2 separate regions of the Homo sapiens genome follow, and region 2 is linked to region 1. The links are chromatin loops, found by intact Hi-C in ENCODE. Cell type or tissue: heart left ventricle. All regions are shown on one strand. Each heading gives the region's core, and the rest is flanking DNA. Links, peaks and the distances in the headings are about the cores only.

Region 1 (5,387 bases), core at 104-5,103:
ATAGTAAGACCTTGAGAAAAGCCTGGGGAACTGCACTGAAAAATCAGACAAAGATGGTTTGTTCCTGATGCAAATAGAGGAGGCAGGTTGGGCCAAGGGGGCAGTTGTCACAGATGATGGCTGGGTGTAGGTCTCAATTCTGTAAATCTGTAAATTCAATCTCCTTCACGTTGTAGGACATAAGCAAAACTCACAAGAAAATGATGACGGACGGGAATCATCATGTAGTAGTCTTTAGGAAAAACTGTGACTACCAAGCTGAGCAGAATGTTTTTGTCAGCTAATCATATAGTATCAGGAGATGAAGACACTCAGGAAGCACAGGTATCCTTAGAAGTTGCCTAGAGCCTGGCACATGGGCACATGACCAAACTCTTCTAATGGTTCATACTGCTCCCCTGAGAAGCACAGGAGACCACTGACAAATCTTGATTTGCCTTTTGTACATTTCATATCACCTAGTTCACATAGTCTTTAGTTCAGATGGCCTGTCTGAAGATTAGAGTGTTCTGTTGTTTGGTCATTTCTTTCTTTCTTTTTCTTTTTTTGAAAGGGAGTCTCTCTCTGTCACCCAGGATGGAGTGCAGTGGCGCGGTCTTGGCTCACTGCAAGCTCTGCCTCCTGGGTTCACGCCATTCTCCTGCCTCAGCCTCCCAAGTAGCTGGGAATACAGGCACCTGCCACCATGCCTGGCTAATTTTTTGTATTTTTAGTAGAGATGGGGTTTCACCGCGTTAGCCAGGACGGTCTCAATCTCCTGACTTCACGATCCACCCAACTCAGCCTCCCAAAGTGCTGGGATCACAGGCGTGAGCCACCATGCCTGGCCTATTTCTGCTTGGGAAGTATCACTTCTTTTGAAGGGCAGATGACATGTTTCAACAGATCTGCATTGTTTTTATGAGTTTAGTTCTCAGATCAGGGGCTGAGACTGCCTAATTTCCAATGCTGGTTGCTGAGGATAAGGAGCATTGTCCTGGAAAAGTATATTCCTTTGTTCCACAGAGGAGAAAGTTGAGGCTTGCAGAATTTACCTGCTCTAAGGACAGAGTGAGAATTGAATGCAGGGATCAGGTCTGGTGACACACACCATTGTCTTGGCCCCAATGACATGATTGCTCTGTTGATCTGAGAAGGCCAGAGTGAAGGGCAGTGGGGTTGCCTCCTATTTGCTTTGTAGGAAGAGCTTTCTGCTGGGAAAAATTGGCAAGCTCTGGTGATAATGCTAAGAAAGCTCCAATAAGCTAGTTTTTCTCTAGAGACTTAGCAGAGAAAGAAGGTGACTTGAGCTCCTTATTGACAGGTATGCAAGCCAAACGTGGCTGATTCATACTCTACTAGGTAGGGGGCTGCAGCAGCTCATCCAAGAGAGCTCTAGGATGTTTCTGATGCTAGGGGGCCTCAGATGCTTCCAAAGGAGTGGGAAGAAACTAGCATTAACCAGGGTATAATGAAGAACAGTTGCTTGAGAAGAAAGTATTTAATATGCTCTATTCTTTTTTAGAACAGACCCACAATCCCATATCTCAAATCTTTGCAGCCAGATGTAGTTTGGATTTCAGAATATTTTGAATTTCAGGAAAAGGCATATAACATGTGTTATATACTCCCAATGGTATTTGGGGCAGCATCTTCTAAAAATATAAATATTTCAGCAGTGAAACACAAATAGTTGCATCAGGTGAGATATGTAAATAATATGAATAGTCTCTCATCAGTCCAGTTCAGGTTTTGCAGCCACATGAATTTGTTTTAATGTAGCTGTGAGGGCTTTGTGAGCCTCAGAATTTCAGATAAGAGGACTGTGGACCAGTGTTACTTTTTATGTGGTATTTTAATCTGGACATATTTCTGATCAGTAAAGAGCTGAACAATTAATATTTTCAAACATTTGCATGAAAAAAGCCCCCAAACTTTGTGATTCTAGCCTGTTTATCTCATTCCCACTCTATAACTGGTTCCCAAACTCTTCTGTGCATCAAATCGTCTGGAGAGTTGGCTAACTGTGTGTATTTCTGGGCTTCCTACCCAGGAATCTACCTTTAAAGAACAGAGTGGATGACTCTGATGCAGGTTGAACTGGACCCCATAAAGGGGCACCACTGCCATTTGTTGCTCTGAGGTGCAACCTACAGACCTGCAGACCCTGGAGCAAAAGTTCATCTTGCAGAGGTGAGTCCATGTGTGTGGCAGTAGATATCCTTTGCATATACTGAACCCCATTTACACCCTTGCCTTAAAAGATGCCTGGAGGAGCTTGTCCTGGGGCGTGCTGGGAAGGTTAGCTAGGCAGGGACCCAAGAACCAGGAGCATAAGGTGACAGCACAGATGCAGAAAGAGGAGAAAAGAGAGTTAACAGTAGATTCTTGCTATGTGCCGGATGCTTTTCAGAGGCCCAGTCATTGAATAATCACAACAGGGGTACAACTGGGTGGGGTGTGAGGGTGAGGTTATTCCATTTTTTTCTGGAGAAACAAGATCAGAGAGATGAAGTCACATTGTATGGAGGTGAGATTCTATTATTTTTGGATCCATCACTCTACCCTTGCTTCCATCCTTCCTCTCTTCCCTTCCAACTGCAATCACAGACATTTGTGCTAATTATCCTGCTCAGTTCATTCACATCGTTGGTCTATGCCAGGCCCTTTTCTTGTTTTGTTTTATTTAATTAATTATTTTTCTCTTCTTTTACCCCAACCTCACTTGCATTTTCCTTCCTTCCATATCAACTGCGCTTCATGTATCTTTGTGAACTCTACTGTGTCTCTGCAAAAGTTGACACTGTAAGACTGTAAACACATATGAAGTATCGAAACATTTTAGAAATACTGTTATTGAAGATTTTTGGGTGGTTGTTCTCTTCCAAAGAAAAATAATTTCTTGAGAAATTAATTTATTATAATTATTAGGATGGGAGGTTTGGATTAACCTTTAAGAGGGTATCAGACTTAGCAAAATGAATTCTCAAAAAAATCTCTGGCTACAGCTGTCTTTAGGACTGAGGGGATAAGGAGGCACCCAGCTCGTGGAGCGAGAGGCACGGCTTGTTTTAACCCACACTGACCGCACAGGGGAGCTTTAAGCCTTTTCTGTACAGCCCAGTCGCCCCTCTCATATTAATGGCGCTGCGGCAAGGACAACAGTCACGTTTTAGCCAAATGTACGCCCCTTTTCCGACAAGACCACCAAATCTAGTCATCTGAGGTGGCACTAAAAATTTGTGACAGTTTAAATTTAAGTAGAAGAACATTGCAAGATTCTCTTGTATGGCTTGTGTGGAACAGGTCGTTTTTGCAGCTAAAGAAAGGATTAGATTTGCAAATAAGCCCCAGGCTGCATTTGCTCTATTTTATTTTATTAAGAAAATTTAAAAAATTATTATTTTAAAAAAGAGATGGGCTCTCGCTATGTTGACCAAGCTGGTCTTGAGCTCCTGGTCTCAAGAGGTCTTCCTGCCTCGGCTTCTCAAAGTGTTTGGGATTACAGGCGTGAGCCACCGCTTCTGGTCAGATCTTATAATATCACTAAATATAATTTGTCCCCAAGTTTGGAAGAGAAAGGAGGCTATTTCATAGGAGTCTTTGAGTTTATTAAAAAACTGTTATATTATTGAAAATTTCAAATATATGTAGAAAAAACAGTACAGTGGACCCGATGTATCATTACTTATTCATACATACCATACACAATTACAACCAAGAATGTCTGGGAAGTATTTTGTCAACTCTACCCTCTTCAATGTTATTTTGAACTAAATCTCAGACATCACATCGGAATACTTTGATATGTGCCTCTCAAAGATAAGATGACCACAATATTATTGTCACACTCACATAATTAATTCCTTAGCATCGACTATCCAGTGTTCCCAGATTTCTGATTATCAGGTAAATTTTTTTTTAAAATTTCATTTTCTTTCTTTCTCATCTGCTTTGTGATGGTAAGGTAAATTTTTCAATAGTTTGTTTTAATCATAATCCAAATATAGCCTAAACATTGTGATTTATTGACATTTCTCCTATGTCTCTCATGATTCATGTGTTATTGTTGTTGAAGAAGCTGAATCTTTTGTCCTGGAGAATTTCTCACAATTTTGATTTTGTTGTTCACATGTGGTGGTTGTTTTACATGTTTTCCTGTCTCTTATAAATTGGGTGTTTATAGTTAGAGGCTTGGATAGATGCCATCTCTCTCTCTCTCTTTCTCTCTCTCATCTATCATCTATTGTTTATAATCTATCTCTCTATTTAACCTATACTTGTTTCTCTTTTTATCATGTTGTCAGCCATTATGATCATTCATACTGAACAGTTGTGAAGTGGTGATATTCTAATTCTTTTTATTAACTGGAACACTTCTATAAAGAGACTTTGTTTTATCAACTACTTGGCTGTCTTAGGTTCAGATATTATAGGAGAGACAGGATAAATGTTTGAGACTTTCCCTGTATTTACTAGTTTTCTCAACAATATGCTGATTACCTAGCGATATGGTTTGGTTGTGTCCCTACTCAAATCTCATTTTGAATTGTAGCTCCCATAATTCCCATGTGTTGTGAGAGGGACTGGGTGGGAGATAATTGAATCATGGGGGTGGTTTCCCCCATACCGTTCTTGTAGTAGTGAATAAGTCTCACGAGCTCTGATGGTTTTATAAGGGGAAATCCCTTTTGCTTGGTTCTCATTCTTCTCCTGCCTGCTGCCATGTAAGATGTGACTTGCTCCTCCTTGCCTTTTGCTATGATTGTGAGGCCTCCCCAGCCATGTGGAACTGTGAGTTAATTAAACTTCTTTTTCTTTATAAATTACCCAGTCTCAGGTATGTCTTTATCAGCAGCGTGAGAACAGACTAATATACCTAGCATCTGCCAAAGGTGACCAATAATGTTTTTGTTGTGGTATCATTATGAATTCATGGATTTAAGCATATTTGTGTTTCAACCCTTTGCAGTTACTGTGCTATCTTTGCCCAATGGGGGTTTACTCAGATCGACTTTTGGGTACTTTGGTCATGATCCCGGTACTCACCAAGAGCTTTGTTGCAGTTTGGTATGGCAAGATATGTCAGGCTCATCTTGGACTTTTTTTTGGCCCAGCCCTGGAATCAGTCATTTCTTCTGGTTCCCTTGGAGAGAAATGATATTGCAAGGCCATAAACTGGGTATATCCCAGACATTTTATAAAGAGAGGCTACTTTCCAGCTCCTGAGGATGAGGAGGAGAAAGGTACCAGGCACTATCAACCAGCTTATAGATCTGCTGGGAAGATCAAGCAGCAGTGTGCCCTGTGCACTGAAATTGTTCTACACTTTGTTTCTTTGTTCAGCCCAGCTGGTGCTGCTGAGACGGTACCTTCACAAGGGCTTAAGGACTGCCACCCATCAGCTC
Region 2 (5,387 bases), core at 225-5,224, 570 kb after region 1:
TAAGAGTTTTTACTTACACAAAATCTAAACACACTTAGAATATGCTTTTCTGTTGGTTTGTTTTGGTTTGGTTTTTGAGTCAGGGTCAGGCTCTGTCACTTGGGCTGGAGTGCAGTGGCATGATCACAGTTCACTGTAGCCTCAACCTCCTGGGCTCAAGCAATCCTCCCACCTCAGCCTTCTGAGTAACTGGGACCACAGGCAGTGGCCACCACACATGGCTAATTTTTTTTTTTTTTCAGCATCAGGGTTTTGCTATGTTGCCCAGGCTGGTCTCAAACTCCTGGGCTCAAGCAATCCTCCCGACTCAACCTCCCAAAGTGCTGGGATTGCAGGTGTGAGCCACCACGCTTGGCCTAGAATATGCTTTAAAACTTAATTCTTTATACAGTAGTAGTTTTTTATTCACATCAGAAGCATCAGTTTAGAAAGCTTAGCAAGATGACCAGAGAAAAAGTGAAAGGTGAGAATTGATGCACTGACAGTGAGAAAGAGGACTGGGGAAAAAAACTATTAAAACTTCTGGATTAAAGGACTAGATTGTGATTATGTAATGTAGATGCAAGTATCCCACTCTTAGAAAACCCTATGGGTATCACTTTATTACAGCGTTTTGCAACAACTGATATTAATAGTGATGACAAAGGCCACATAATTAGTATGAGTACCTGCTAGTTAAAAGCCAAAGAAATGATTAGTGCACATCTTTGGAACAATTTCCAGTAAAAAAAAGGTTCTTAAAAATTTTGGTGCTTTAAAGAGCAATTCTCTATTTGTGGTCCAGGAATATTACATCATTCTATATTTCATTCCTCATGGGTCAAGTTTTCTCTGCCTTAAAGGTTGGTACTAACTCCAAGCAAAACCTTTCTTTGTCTTCCCTCCCAAATTGAGGACACATCAGCTCAAGGGTTCTCCAAGCATAGTTCTGGGGACCTGCTAACAGACCTTCTCAGAGATATGAAAGTCCACTTGTGAGTTCTTTTTGGTGGCTGACTCATAATTCCATAGAACCTTACCACTTAGAGCTATTTTTTATAACTTCCTAATTGAGATATTAAATATAACTAAAATTTGATAATTTATGGACTAAAATTAGCAAGTTCTTTGAGTTTACTGAGAATTCTAAATTAGTATCTTTTTTAAATACAGCAGCCACACAAGGCTCTAACTTTACAAATACTCTACTGTGCATACACATACAGACTGGAAACTTTCCATTTGGGGGGACCAGGTACTTTGTTATTAATTTTTCCTTTTCGCTATCTTAAATTCATTGTAATTTGTAATTGCTCCCATTTTTTGCTTTTTTAAGTATAAATTACTTCTTGACCTGATCATGTTGTGAGTTGATTGGTTATTCCCACAGCGTGGTGAGACAGCTAGATCAGCAATTTTTCTGACATAAAACTTCAAATTACTGGCCTTTACCACATACATATTTTGCAATTCAAGCATGACTCACTTTCTATTACTAATACGTATATGGAAAATCATCCCACTTTTTGTTTCGTACAATGCCTGTGCATTTGCGTTGTTTATACCATGAAGTTAACTGTAATAACATTACTGGACTATTTTTTAAGTTTACAGAACACAATTTCATAATATAAAACCTTGCATAGAAGTTAATAATTTCACAGTAAATATTAAGCAATTCATATATGCTTCTACCAAGTTTATTTGTGTATTTTATCCTTCCTTCTTTGTTACCCCAAAGTTATTTTCTACTGAAGAGTAATAATGGGAGTTAGGGACAGGGAGGCTTTTGCCTACTTCAGAACGCTGAGATTAGGGCTGTGGGGGAAGGGGAGAACAGAGTCTTTAACCAAAAAACAAAACAAAACAAAAATGCCAGGGAGCCTTAAAAGGTAGTTCTCTAAGTTACCAAAATCATATTGTTCTCCAGAATATATCATTATAACTAAAACAGTGTTGCACATGGAGACCCATCCAAATTATGTTTGCCCATGAGCTCCATAAAGAAGCCAAATATGTGTGACTCTGTTGCCCTGCAACAGGCATCTCCTGACTCCTCTGGCTGGTCATCTCACTATGCAGAGGCAGATTTACATCCAGATCATTTTAATCAGACCAAGGTTCTCCGTTGGCCAAGGAAGTGTGGGAATGTCATTCCCCAGAATGCTGTGCATGGCTTCCTCCCCACCCTGGAGGCAGATTCTAGCTCCTTGCCTCTGTGTTCTAGACTGAGTCACAGGCATCCTCTCAGGCATCCTTGCTCCCTCTTGCTGCTTTTAGTTGCAGTGCACTGCTTTCTGCCTCATGTTTCATTCTCAGCTTTGTCTCTTTATCTTTGACATTATTAACAAAGCAAAACACCTTTCTCTTCGATTCATAACCTTAACTTGGGCCTGTATGTACCTTGAAGATCTTCCCTGGATAGTCCACTTAGCAGGTGGTTTAATCCACTTTTTAACACCTCCAGCAAAAGATCTGTTTTGTGGGTAAGGGGAATTGCTTCTAGTTGGGCTCTGGTAGTAAGTGCAAGAGCCACCAGTCCTGGGGCCGATTCTCTGACATGTGAATCACCATCACCAGCATAAATAAAAGCCTATCCTGTTAAGTATCTGCTTGAATACAATGTACCACTGCTAGTCTGGTTCTCCATTCCTGCTGAGTATCAGGAAACAATGTAGAAGCCTATGGCAGGGAAGGGCACCCACAGAGTAAAGTGATGGCCCCCAGGTTCTCTGGTTGAGTCAAATCATGGCTCTGAGTCAGGGGTCATAGAGTGGAGAAGAGTTTAAATGTCTTTCATCCTTACTTCCATCAATTTTATGAGCCAGAATGCTGTGTCTTAACAAGGTGGTGGGTGGGCAAGCTACCAGTTCTCTTTCTTCCATCTATCTCCACTAATCTTAACAGTTTGTGAAAATTCCTCAAAGATTCTGTCAGCTAATTTTTTTTGAGAATTATTTGTGTTTCTGCATCAAGTTTAGTGAGAAGTTATAAAAGGTCACGACTTTTTAAAGTATGTTTAACAAAGTATTTAAATTGAAAACAGGGACCTCCAATTTTAAAATAAATTTTTGACATTTTTCTCCCACAGTTCTATCACACTGACCAGAAAAAAAAAATTAGGCAGCTCTGAAAACGAGGATCACAGGCAACATTTTGGAAAGTTCTTAGATGTATTCCTAAAAATTACTACCAAGCATATTTAGTTGTGGCTGGATTGAAATGCAGAACAAGTTTGTACATGCTTTGCCCTTCAAAATATACGATTTCCCTTTACAACAAAGTAGGTAGGACGAAGGTTCAAACTTCCCTCACTGTCTACTTCTAGCTGGGACATATGTGTTCTGTAACTGATGGGAAAAAGAGAAAAAGGAAATGTGTATAGCCATTACTGCCGAGGCACTGATTTCTGACACACATATTTATGCTCATCAGATCCATTCAGTGCTCCACGAGTTATCGGCATTCCCTTTTTACATTTGTTTAGAGGTTCCAGTTCAATGGAGAAGCAGATCTGTTTCATGGGCGGAGCTTCCTGCCCACTCCTAAGGGGCAACTGCTTCCTTCAGTTCAGTTCCGGTACTAAGCTGAAGAGCAACGTAGCCCTACAGTCAATTCTCTGACAATGTGAATCACAGGCATCTACACAAACCCAGCCTTTGAAGTGAACTCTTCACATATGTGTTCTATGCCTAAGTAAGAAGCAGAAGAGAATACATTTTACCCACAGGCAGATAGTTCCTTTCACATAAAATGCTATGGGTAGGAGTCAAGATATAAAGATGCCTGGGACAGGGGACCCTGGGCTGGGAGTTTTCCCTGGATGTATATGTTGAAGAGAGTCTATACTTATATAAAATATACGTGTTTCCCTAATTTTGAGAGAACTGAGCAGAGAACAGGTGAATTTTCCAATTAAATCCAGAAGAATCATACTAGATGAATAATGAGAAAAGGGAAGTAATTGAGTGCATTGACCTGCTCCACTGCCTTCCATCTGGGAGAACTCTTCATGGACCCAAGTGCAGGTGCACAGGACCAAGGGTCTGGGGCAGGGGATTCTCACTATATTTAAGGATAATTAAAGAGAAAACAACCACAATAATGGTGTAGTATCTATGGAGGAAATACAGCACCACAAGGAAAAAGTATTATTTGGAAGTTTGGGAGGCACAGTTCACCTCTGGTAATTATTTTTGACAAGACACACGAGAACATTTCAAAAAAAGGCTGATTGGTGTTCCCAGTAGGACATAGGAATTTAAAGCTCTTGGGAAAAGGAGAATAGACTTCTGTGAAAAGATCAAAGATAAAGAAGAGATATGAAACCAAGAGCTCGAGAAGCAGACTGAGAGGTAAATTGATAGTAAAGCAATACTATTGCTTTATTTTGTATATGTATACATATACATACATATAATATATAATATATAATGCATAAAAATGGAACAATGTAAGTTAAAATACTAATGGCAATATTAAGATTAATAGTTGGATTCTTCATGATTTTCAGCATTATTTATGTTCTCAAAAGTAAGCATTTTTATAAATAGGAAAAATAAAAGTGATTAATAATAATGCTGTTTTAATTATAAAGACAATATAATAATGTAATAGAAAAATTTAAAAATAGTAAAAATGTATAACCCAATGACCCTGTTACCATTTTGTGAACCCTCTCCCTTCTTTCATATTAATATTTTATGTTTTAATAATGCGATACATTAATTTTGTGTTTTATGTTTTCAATTTATGTTATTTAAGGATTTCTGTTCATTTTATTTTGCCACACAATCTTTATAAGTGTTTGTGTCACAGCGGCAAGACATTCCACCAAAAAGCTATACAATAATCTGTTTAATGATTCTCTTATTGATGAACATTTAACAGACTTCCAAATTTTTGAATTACGAATGATGGAAAATAAACACCTTTGTATAAACAGCCTTTTAATTCTTTTAGATTAGTTGCTTAATTTAGATTCCCTGCAATAATTATTATTCTTATTTAATCCCAACAATAATTCTTCAAAATTAAATTTTATTATCATTTTCATTTTACAGAAGAGGAAATTCAGCCTTAGAGAAGGTAAGCATCTTGCCCCAAGTCTCACCACTGATGTGTGGTAAAGCCATGCTCACACCAGGCAGTCTGCAAGGTCAGTTCACACTGCCCTATTATTTCAAAGATTATCATTGCTAATAGCCATATCTAAAAGTTTCCACTTTATGGAATCCCTACTGGCTACTGGGTATTTATGTTACATTTTTGATCATTTAACAAGCAAGGGGGAAAATGATATGAAATTTTTGTCTTAATCTCAGCATGCTACACAAAGGCATTGTTTTCTTTATTAAATATTAAGATCATTAAGAGTATCATCTAAATATAGAGCAATTCCCTCTGAA

Evidence for each region. Hi-C counts contacts between places; a loop is a spot of excess contacts. Peaks named below come from ENCODE experiments on the same cell type or tissue, not always from the same donor. Only the 100,000 strongest peaks of a DNase experiment are listed, where the experiment ranks them.
Region 2: it touches region 1 in a loop (6-fold over the local background); 2 of 110 quality-filtered maps call a loop at or near these places.

What each region holds. Positions count from the first base shown.
Region 1 is chr7:42,841,082-42,846,468 of GRCh38, reverse strand. No RefSeq gene overlaps it. Among named protein-coding and RNA genes, the nearest start is that of C7orf25, 68 kb to the left of the region's middle. RefSeq lists a silencer at 3,076-3,155. In heart left ventricle, for the core only: a CTCF peak has its summit at 3,067; no DNase peak of the experiment used is centred there; H3K4me3 peaks cover 263 bases.
Region 2 is chr7:42,270,299-42,275,685 of GRCh38, reverse strand. No RefSeq gene overlaps it. Among named protein-coding and RNA genes, the nearest start is that of GLI3, 36 kb to the right of the region's middle. In heart left ventricle, for the core only: a CTCF peak has its summit at 2,244; no DNase peak of the experiment used is centred there.